2 separate regions of the Homo sapiens genome follow, and region 1 is linked to region 2. Evidence: read pairs that join two places in POLR2A ChIA-PET (ENCODE). Cell type or tissue: OCI-LY7. All regions are shown on one strand. Region 1 overlaps COL2A1 (collagen type II alpha 1 chain). Region 2 overlaps VDR (vitamin D receptor).

Region 1 (5,000 bases), 110 kb before region 2:
GAAGATGGCACACTGGAGGCCACTGAGGAAGCATGTGTAGTAAACCCCTCATTTTCTGTTCCGATGCAGGGCCCCATGGGACCTCGAGGACCTCCAGGCCCTGCAGGTGCTCCTGTAAGTATCTGCAATTCTTTTTGCCTCCATCGTGTCGCAGATGATTCCCAAGCACTATGATGTTTTAGCAGTTTATAGGGATTGACCTGGTATCCTCATTTTACTTTTTAGGGGCCTCAAGGATTTCAAGGCAATCCTGGTGAACCTGGTGAACCTGGTGTCTCTGTGAGTACCAGCACGGCCCTGTCCCTTCTCTGGGGGAGCCTCTAATGATAGACCACTAGGACCGCAGCTGCTGTCCCTCCCAGGCTCTGCCCAGCTCTTTCCCACAGTCGGTGGCCCCAAGGAAATTCGGATGTCACTTCCTAGCTGTGGAGGAACTCTGACAGACAGCCCAATGTGGCAAGGACCACCAGGGACTCTGTCCTAACAGCCCCCTTTCCGGGTCACCCCAGCCTGTGCTATCTGCTGCGTCCCACTATGATCTCTGCACCTTTGCTCTGACCTTCCCATCTTTCTTCTTCATAGAAGAACTGGCTTCCAAAACTACAATGTCAAAGTTTTGTCCATTGCTTAGGTGTCTTCCCACTATAACCATCTCTTAAACTATCTTCCTTTGTTTGTAGGGTCCCATGGGTCCCCGTGGTCCTCCTGGTCCCCCTGGAAAGCCTGGTGATGATGTGAGTATACACGAGTAGACAAATGAGGAGCTGCCTCCTTTGAAAGGGCCTGGAGAGGGTGTGTGCTTGGGGAGTGACAGGGAGGCACCCAGGGTGGAGGTATCTTGAGGAGCAAGACTGGGCAGTCCCAAACCCTGACGCCATCTCCTATCTATATGGCCACTGTGACTGTGCTGGCAAGTTCCCTGGGGACCGCTTTGGATCCAAGGGGAAGACAAATAATTAAAACATCATTAGCCCCAGGAAGGGAAATTGAGAAATGAGAGAAGGGAGAGAAAAAATACAAGGCAGAAAGATGTAGAGAAGGAAAAACAAAGAAAGAAGCGTTCAACAACCCAGCATTATCTTAATTGTAAATGAGTTAGAAAAAGCACAGCCTGAGTCAGGATGTCTACAAAGGATGCAAACGAAATGAAGAGACAAGAATTGGCACTCTTGTGCTATTTTTATGAATTGCATTAGACAGTAAAAGTCTCTTGAGGTTAGAGAGAGCACATACAGTCAGCAGAACCTAGGAGAGGAGAGAAAAAGCCTCTCAGGGGAAGTTGGAGGCTGGTGAGGACAGAGGAGCTTGCCCATGGGCTATGCATGTGTCCAAAAGAATAAATGGTGACCCATGAAAGGCATCCAGGCACGTGGAGTCTGAAGGAGGTGAGGGAGATGAGTGAGCCGGTAGGCAAAGGCATGGAGGGCTGGAAGGAGGGAAGCCCTCTGGGGTGCCCCCACTATGCTACTGCGTCTCTGAGGAAGCTGGGATATCTCTCTCTCTCCCTTCAGGGTGAAGCTGGAAAACCTGGAAAAGCTGGTGAAAGGGGTCCGCCTGGTCCTCAGGTAAACGCCACCGTTCCCAGCCTCAGGCATCTTTCCTAGCGTCTCCCTCCCTGTGGCCTTAAACACAGTGCATCCAGTTCAATGAGGTCACTTCTGAGATGAAACGCCAGTAGCCCCTATATTTATCACGACCATGTTTGTAATTTCCACTCAGGCTCTCATGAGGGAGGCTGGGCAGTTGTTATTTATACCACTTTGCATAAAATGGGGGGTACGGGGAGGGGTGGTCTGGGTTTTACAGAAAGAGCTGTCCAAGTGTGGGGATTCGAGACAACGCCCTGGTGGCCCAAGGGAACTGGAGGCCCTCCTGCAGCCCAGGGCAGCTTTCCACTGTTATTTTACTCTGTGCTCTGAACACCTCCACTTTGGATTGCAGGGTGCTCGTGGTTTCCCAGGAACCCCAGGCCTTCCTGGTGTCAAAGGTCACAGAGTAAGTATCACGGGTGAGAAGGTTGGAAGGAAGAGATGCCTGGTGGGAGAGAAAAGCACTTTGGGGTGCGTGCATTTCTTCCAACTTGGGTTTCCCAGAAGTCTGATTGAACATTTTCTCTTGTTCCCTAGGGTTATCCAGGCCTGGACGGTGCTAAGGGAGAGGCGGGTGCTCCTGGTGTGAAGGTGAGAGGCCAGAAAGTACAATGGGATGGGGAGGAGGGAGACAATGAGGAGCCCCTCTTCCTAGCCAGGGAGACACTGTGGAGCTCAGTGGAACTAGCTCCTCAGAACAGCCTTGGCTGGGAACACCAGCCCTACATCCTGATGGGCCAACAGCAGGCCTGGAGAGCTCAGGGCATTGTCCCTCACAGGACTGAAGTTTGTGTCAGTGCGAGCTGAGATGACCAGGGCTTTTGGCGTCTTCCCTAGGAGTTTGCTGGCGGCCAAGAATGGGGTCCCAGACACTGACCTTGTGCATCATTTTTCCAGGGTGAGAGTGGTTCCCCGGGTGAGAACGGATCTCCGGGCCCAATGGTAAGTATGGACACCCTCCAGGAAGGTTTATCAAAGACTCTTCAGACTATCAGATGGCTGCAAAGAGCTCCCTTTGTGCAAAGTTCATATTCTGTGTTGTAGATTTCATCTGATTGTGAGCAAAAAGCAAAATGTATTAGACAGATGATTTGTTCAAGATTTCACCAACATTTCCTTAAGATACCCATTTTATCACACTAAAGATGCTCCCATTTAAAAAAATTCTGTTGAGTCTCAACATTTTGTCAAGCTCATCTACTGCAAGGAGCAAGGTGTGCTTGTAACAAAGGTTCCCAATAGGTAGCAACAGGAACATTCGTGTGTTCCGCCTGTGGAGAAAACTGTTGGGTGTGATCTGAGGCATCCTGGCTAGTCAAGGAGCCAGCACCATCAGGAGGTCCTTGTTTTCCTGGGTGTGGGCATCCTCCCTCTCCTCTGGTATCCGCAAAGGGCCTGCAGGTAGAAATGGTCACCCTGAGCACCGTAAAGCCAACTCATGCTTAGGCTGTCCTGGTGTGTGTTCCAGGGTCCTCGTGGCCTGCCTGGTGAAAGAGGACGGACTGGCCCTGCTGGCGCTGCGGTGAGTAATTGACAAAGCCAAACACCACCATTTGCCGAGCACTTTAGAGTTTACAGGTTTGTTTCTCTTGACCCTCGAAACAACCCTGTGAGGCATAGGGAGTATTGTTATCCCTTAAGAATTCACCCCCAGTGTGCCCATCAAAACTTCCCAGGCTGAGTCTGCACAGTTGAAGGAGGAAGGATAGGAATGGGAGGGTCGATGGGTGAAAGCATGATTCTCTTAACCAGTCCAGATTATCAGGTAATCCCTTCAACAACCACCACCCACTCCCTGGGCAATCCAGCTGGAGTTTACAGACAGACTTAGCTGGCTATAGCACCACCGTGCTACTCTCTGTTCTTCCTGGTTGCTCAAATGCCCTAGAAAAGTGGAACAGGTGAGCATCAACTCACAGGGCTCTATGCTGGCTGCTGCTGTGAGGGATGTTATGCTATAGTACCAGGGGCCACCATTCCATAGGCACTTCCTGTGTTTAATACCCTATATGCTTTACTTCATCTCATCTTCCTCCATATCCTGAGAGGTGGTTCTATTCTTCTCCCCATTTTACGGATGAAAAAACCGAGACACAGAAAGGTGAAATAGCTTAAGATAAATAGTGCCTTGCAGCCTTAGACTCTGGTGGCCTCTAGTTAATGTGGGAAATTAAGGGTGAGGGGATTGGCAGCTGATGGAGGGTGCAGGGTGCCAGACAGAGGCGTTTAGCTCTGATTCCTTAGCAATAGAGAGTCCTTGTAGGCACTTGGTCAGGCGAGTGATGCGATGAAAGCTGTGTTTAAGAAAGATTATGCTTTCTGCTGATTTCATACCCCCAACACCCAAGCTCTGAGGCCCCTCCTCACAGGTCCTTGCAGGGCTGGCCAAAATAAAGCAGCTTCACTCCGTTGTGCTGCTTTCCAGCTAATGTGTCTGTTTGGCAGAAGTTTCCCTCAAAGGCAGATCAGTGAAATAAGCAGAAGCCTCGACCCCCCTTTGTCAGCCAGAGCTGCTGAAGTGCCTTGCCCCAGGGTCACTTTGTGTGAGGGGATTAGAGAGCACTGGGGCTGCCAAGAAACACTGCCGTTTCTACAGATTAGCAGGATGCTGGCTTGTGGCCTTTTAGCGAGGCTCAGAGCTGCGGTGGCCCTAGTCTGCATGGGCTAAAGACAAGCTCCATCTCCTGTCCTTGTTCCCTCCTTCCTGGGCACAGCCGCCCTGCTTCTTGGTTCTCTCTGTTGGTTCCTGTCCGCACGGTAGTTAGGCTGGCAGCGTGTGTAGGATTTGGCTTAGAAGATTGACAACATTGCCTTTGAGCCCTTCTTTGCTACTCCTCCCTCTCCCCTCCCATCAGACTCCTCTCTGGAGTCTGCTCTGCGAGGCCTCTGCTCTGTGGTATCCCAGCAGCCTTCTCAGCCTTGACTTCCAGAAGGGGGCTGTGCAGTGTCCGGGGTGTGCAGGCCCCAGACACGGGGTAGGCTCATGGAGATCCAAGTGCTGATCTAGTGTCAAGGCTGGCCTGGAGACTGGGCTGGGTTGGTGTCTGCCTGCTGTGGTCATGTGCCCTCCCTTGGGCCTGTATCCTCTCTCCAGACTTGCTGCAGGGAGAGGTGGCAGATGTCAGCCTAGTTCTGGCCTCTCAGAGCAGCATGGCAGCTCCCTTTCACTCAGGCCCAGGCTGGGCCCTCCTGCTGGCTGACCCCTGGGGAGAGGGTGCTCCAGAGCTCCCCAAGGAACTGCTTCCCGAAGCAGCCAGGCCAGCCCAGAGGGGCTGTGGCCAATCCTGAAGCTTTATGTTCCTGCTGACATTTTTTCTAAGTTTTCTCTTGCTTTCCTCTTAAATGCCAATCTGGAGAGTCTCCGTTAGGAGAAATGGACCCCAGCCAGGAAGAAGAGTTGAGTTGTATTTA
Region 2 (5,000 bases):
TCTTCTCCTGGAAAAGCCCAACACTTGGTTGACTCTGTGTGTGGCAATTTTAGGAAGAAGAAGAATTGTCTCCCACTCTGTGGGGAAATAGCTTAGCTTTCCATTTCTTTCTAGAAGGAGTAGGAACTTTGGAACAATGTCAACAATTAGAAAGCCCAGTTTAGATCACTCCAGTCCCAACCTGGCAGAGAGAGGACCCCTCTCCTGGGGTCGATTAGGGGCCACATCTTTTGTGCCCTTCCTGCTCATTGGCATCTGAGGATGAGTGAGTCTCACTCACTGAGGCATGAATGTTGTGGTTCATCTGGCTAATGAGGGATCAGGGAGAAAGCTTCATCTCATTTAAGGTCTTCTTTCCTGGCGTGGCTCACACCTGTAACCCCAGCTACTTGAGAAGCTGAGGTGGAAGATTGCTTGAGCCCAGGAATTAGAGGCTGCAGTGAGCTGTGATTGTGCAACTGCACTCTAGCCTGGGTAACAGAGGAGACCTTGTCTCTTAAAAAGAAAAAAAAATAGTGCTTCTCATGATGGGAATTCCAGTCTTGGAGTTGCATGCTCTCAGAGCTAGAAAAGACATTAGCGGTCAGACTTCTTGTCCACTCCATGGTCCTTCTCAGAGTCACAGCTTTACCACCCTTAGGAGGGTCCAGTCAATGTGGAGTTAAACTGAGCCATGAGGGACTTTGATTTTTGTCCTCCCAGGGCTCTGCCCAGGACACCTGGCAATTGCCACCCTGCAAGACTGCCGTAGGCGAGATGGCCCCGGGGATGCCCATTTAACAGAAGCTGCCGCAAGATGGGGCCGCCTGTGGTGTGGGCTGACAGGCAGACGTGTAGGAGAGGCAATGGTTGTGGCTTCAGTGACTGGAAGGAAACGTGTTATCTTCTCATTTCTTGCTAAGGCAAGGTCAGCACTGGGGTCAGGGTCAGGCAGGGTTTTTGATGTGGGATGCAGGCCCTGGAGGGATGGAAGCCAGGGGCTTTCTACAGAGTTGAGCTCCTCCCCCTCTGCTTCTCTGAAGCTTAGTGCTGGGGGTTTGGTATTTCTAAAGCAGGGTCAGGAGAGGGTTGCTCTGGGGACGGTCCCAGCAAAAGCAGTGGGATGTTCTGTGTACTCAGAACATGAATTGCTGGTGGGGTGGGCGTGTGACGTGGCAGAGGGCAGGTATTAAGCAGTTTTTCCACCTGTCCTCCTTTCCACCTTATGTCTTTGCCCCACTTTCCTATAGGCTTGCACTTGGACTTAGAGGCTGAATCTAGGATATCTCTCCTAAAAGGACCGTCCACTATTGGAAAGTCGAGTGAGGAGGAGAGGCCCATCTATTGAATGGGATTTTCCCAGATGAGAGGGGCTGGGTGACAGAAAGTGGATGGAACCTGGCTGAGGCCTGCCATCCCTTGGCCTGGGGATCCTTGGAAGGAAAAGAACAATCCCCAGGTTCTTCCCTCATGACCTGGGGATTGTTCTCTGCATTGCTCCTGACTTAGTGGAAGTGAAAGGTGTCCACGGCTTAGGGTTGCAGAAATGACTCAGAGCTAAGCTACCTAGATTCAAATCCAGCTCCAAAGACAATCACCTTCCCTGCGCCTCAGTTTCCACCCCTAAGATAGGGGCAATAAAGTACCCACTGGAGGAGGCTCTTATGAGAGTGAAGTGAGTGAGGACACAGGAAAACCATGGAGCAGGGCCCAGTGCGGAGCAGTAGGCATCTGCTCTGATGATTGTCATTGCAAAAGGACCCAGTTGGGCACTACAATCAGCCTGTCCTCATTTGGCCCCAGGAACCACCACTTGCCTAGCTGTGGGACCCTGGGTAAGTCACTCAGAGTGCTCTGAAATTTGGCTTTGCTACAAGTAGGACTGCTCCCTGCCTCACAGAACTGTTGTGAGGGCTAAATGAAATAATGTATGCAGAGCTTAGCAGGCCTGGCATGTAGTAAATACTCCGGAAACATTTTTTTTAAGTTCCAGGGTGGTTGTCTATCTGGATGTCACCTCTGACCTCTGAAAACCACAGGGATTGAGGATAGGAAAGCAGTGCTCCTTTCTGCATCCACCCGGTCCCCACCTCACCTTCCTGAGCACCAGGAAAGGAGCCTGAGGAATCAATAAGGCCAGAGGAGGAACCCTGCAGAGCGTGGTCAGCTGGGAAGGACTTGGGCAGTAGGAGCAGAGGGGGCAAAGGAGGGCCTGGGTTGGGGGTACGTGGCAGCATGCCTGTCCTCAGCAGACACCTCCCACTGCCCATGCTTCTTGTGGGGGTGGGCCAGCCCAGCTTAGGTTATCTTGGCTCATTGTCCACTAGTGTTTTCCTCAGATGCTCCCTGGGAGCTGGCAGTACTGGAGGGGGTGGCAAGTGGCCTCAGTCGGCTCACAGTTCTAGGACCGGGCCCAGGTCTTGGAAGCCCCTTGAGCTCTCCCCCTTCCCTGCTTAGGCCACTGGAAGACAGAGGTCTCCAAAGAAAGACAAAAGCTGGGGTCTAGACATACCCCATCTGGGGTCTGACTTAAAGGCCTTTGCCAGGGTCACCTCCTGTTGGCATCAGAGAAGGAAAGAAGTGTGTGTTTGTGTGTTTGTGTGTGTGTGTGTCTGTCTGTTTGTCTATGTCTGCAGGTGGACAAGTAGGGCCGGGTGTGAGTGGAAGTGGAAAGGATACTATTCTGCCCATCCCTCCTTGCTGGCCCCCCAGCCAGCTGCTAAGATCCAGAGTCTGGGCAGCAGAGTCAACCCTACTGCAGCTGGGGGTGTTGAGCATGTCTGGGGAAGAGCTAAAAGTGGCAGAAAACATCCTGTTTGAAAGCAATGCTTTGCTGTATTTAACCCCTGCAACACCTGCTCCGCCTACACCCGGTCTCCACAGACAGGAGATCTCAGACACCTGCCTTTGAAGCTGTCCCAAGAGGCCAAGGCTGTGGGCTGCCATCCAAGCCTGCCCCATTCCCAGCTCCTGTGCGGCACCTCCTCTGCCCTGCCTGGGGCAGCCGTCTTCCCGCTCTTAGCAGCAGGACACATGGCCCAGTTGCTCTGCTTCCTGAGCTGCCTACAATCTGGAGATGGAGGGGGTAGTGAGAGTGTGGGTCTCCCTAACGAAAAGGCCCTTCCTCCCTCCTGACACCCTGGGCTGTGAGAGGAGAAGGAGTGCCTAGGCGGGAGGCTGTTTCCTTCTGCCTGGGGCTGGTTGCCGCCACCGCTTCCCACTGCTCCTGCTACTCCCTGCCTCGAGGGAGGGCCATCCTGGCTGCTGCCCAGCCGCCACCCCCACACCCCTGCCAGCGATGACATGGCATGCCTGCTCCCAACAAGCCACTTCTGTTTGCAGTCACTGATCTGGGGACTAAAGTCCCTGGAAAGAGCCTCTCGTGCCCACTTCCTTAGAGACTGGGGAGGCGGTCAGCGCTCCGCCTTAGATAAAAGGTTTCCCCTTCTTCATTTCAGAAGCCTTTGGGTCTGAAGTGTCTGTGAGACCTCACAGAAGAGCACCCCTGGGCTCCACTTACCTGCCCCCTGCTCCTTCAGGTAGGTGTTTCCTCATCAGCCGCAACTTCCCTGGCTTTCTGTTTTCAAGGGGCGGGGTGGGGGGGAGGGGCATAAGAAGGTGGTGGGCAGGGGAAGGAAGGGATACCACCCAGGATTTTGCAAGGTGGGTCCCGGGCCAGCAGAGTCTGCAACTGAGATGCATGAGTGTGTGGGGTGCGGGTGGGAGTTCAGAGAAGGGCTCAGGAGATGGGGCTTGCTGGCTCCAGCCACGACCCTGGCTGGGCTCTCCTGTGCGTCTGATGTTTCCTATCCAGCCCCCATCTCCTCTTTCTCTTTGCTGCCTTCTTTAGTCTCTGCCTGTCATTCCTGGGACTTTCAGCTCTCAAGCCACAGAGGCTTGGACATCTCCACATGTGGACTCTGGTCCTGGGCGCTGGCTTCTTGATAGCAGCAAATAACCTCAAGCAGGGTTGGGTCTTCTGTCAGCTCCCCTGAAATGGTCTCATTCACTGTGGGCCTCTGGCTGCTTGATCCAGCCTTTCCAGCCTTCACCCCCAGCATAGAGACTTCCTGATGTCAAGGCAGCACCCCACCCCATTGCAGGACTGCCCCGTTGCTGTGCTGTGGTAGTATGTTGTTCCACTCGCTTGCATCATAGCATCTCCAAATGAGTCCATGTGATGCTGAACATGTGTTGACTGATTTAACAGATATTCCTTCCTACCCCCCATTTGATTTCTCTGTTTTCCACGAAATCCACCGGATACTTGGGAGCCTGGATGACCCAGACTCTGTAGCAACACCACGATGACTCGGAGCTGCAGCATCTCAGCTGACCCAGGGTTAAGCCACAAGCATCCTGGACAGTTTCCCCTATTACCCCACAATGATATTGGGCCTCCGGGATGCTGGCCACATCTTGAATGTGTGCTATGTTCTAAAACCTGCAGGCATCAGCTTGGACTTGGGATGGTCTTTGGGGACAATGTTGATAGATCCACAAGCACTTTTTCTATTTTTAATTGTTTTTTAAATTATGAAACGTTTTGTATATTCAGAAGGGCATGCAAACACAGATATACAAAACATAGATGTAGTGTTTTGCTAATAATAATAAGAAGAAGATACCATATGCTCACTACTCAAAAAATAGAATACTGCTACTATATAATGCACACCCCTCCCCGATCTCATCTCTCCAAAGGTTTCTGTTAATCATTCCTTTGTTCTTTTTTTCTGAACTTTTCTTATAGGTTCAGGGGGTACCTGTGCAGGTTTGTTACAAAGGTATATTGCAAGATACTGAGGTTTTGAGTATGAATGAATTGTCTCCCAGGTAGCGAGCATAGTACTCAATAGGTTGTTTTTCAGCCCCTGCCCCTGTCCACTTGTATTCCCAGTGTCCATTGTTCTCATCTTTATGTCCATATGTACATGATGTTTAGTTCCCACTTATAAGTGAGAACATGTGCTATTTTGTTTTCTGTTTCTGGCTTTGTTTCCTTAGGATAATGGTCTCCA

What was found. ChIA-PET counts read pairs that join two places held together with the same protein. Peaks named below come from ENCODE experiments on the same cell type or tissue, not always from the same donor. Only the 100,000 strongest peaks of a DNase experiment are listed, where the experiment ranks them.
Region 1: POLR2A ChIA-PET joins it to region 2 with 12 read pairs; 3 of 35 experiments call an interaction of 5 or more read pairs at or near these places.

Annotation. Positions count from the first base shown.
Region 1 is chr12:47,990,989-47,995,988 of GRCh38, reverse strand. It overlaps COL2A1 (collagen type II alpha 1 chain), which reads left to right. Exons shown (of 54, transcript NM_001844.5): 9 at 70-114; 10 at 226-279; 11 at 681-734; 12 at 1,512-1,565; 13 at 1,942-1,995; 14 at 2,127-2,180; 15 at 2,487-2,531; 16 at 3,058-3,111. Among named protein-coding and RNA genes, the nearest start is that of COL2A1, 11 kb to the left of the region's middle. In OCI-LY7, no CTCF peak of the experiment used is centred here; no DNase peak of the experiment used is centred here; H3K27ac peaks cover 272 bases.
Region 2 is chr12:47,881,212-47,886,211 of GRCh38, reverse strand. VDR (vitamin D receptor) reads left to right here. Exons shown (of 10, transcript NM_000376.3): 2 at 3,438-3,518. Among named protein-coding and RNA genes, the nearest start is that of VDR, 21 kb to the left of the region's middle. RefSeq lists enhancers at 2,292-2,481, 2,912-3,021, 3,159-3,671. In OCI-LY7, no CTCF peak of the experiment used is centred here; DNase peaks (open chromatin) are centred at 2,801 and 3,391; H3K4me3 peaks cover 1,774 bases; H3K27ac peaks cover 1,895 bases.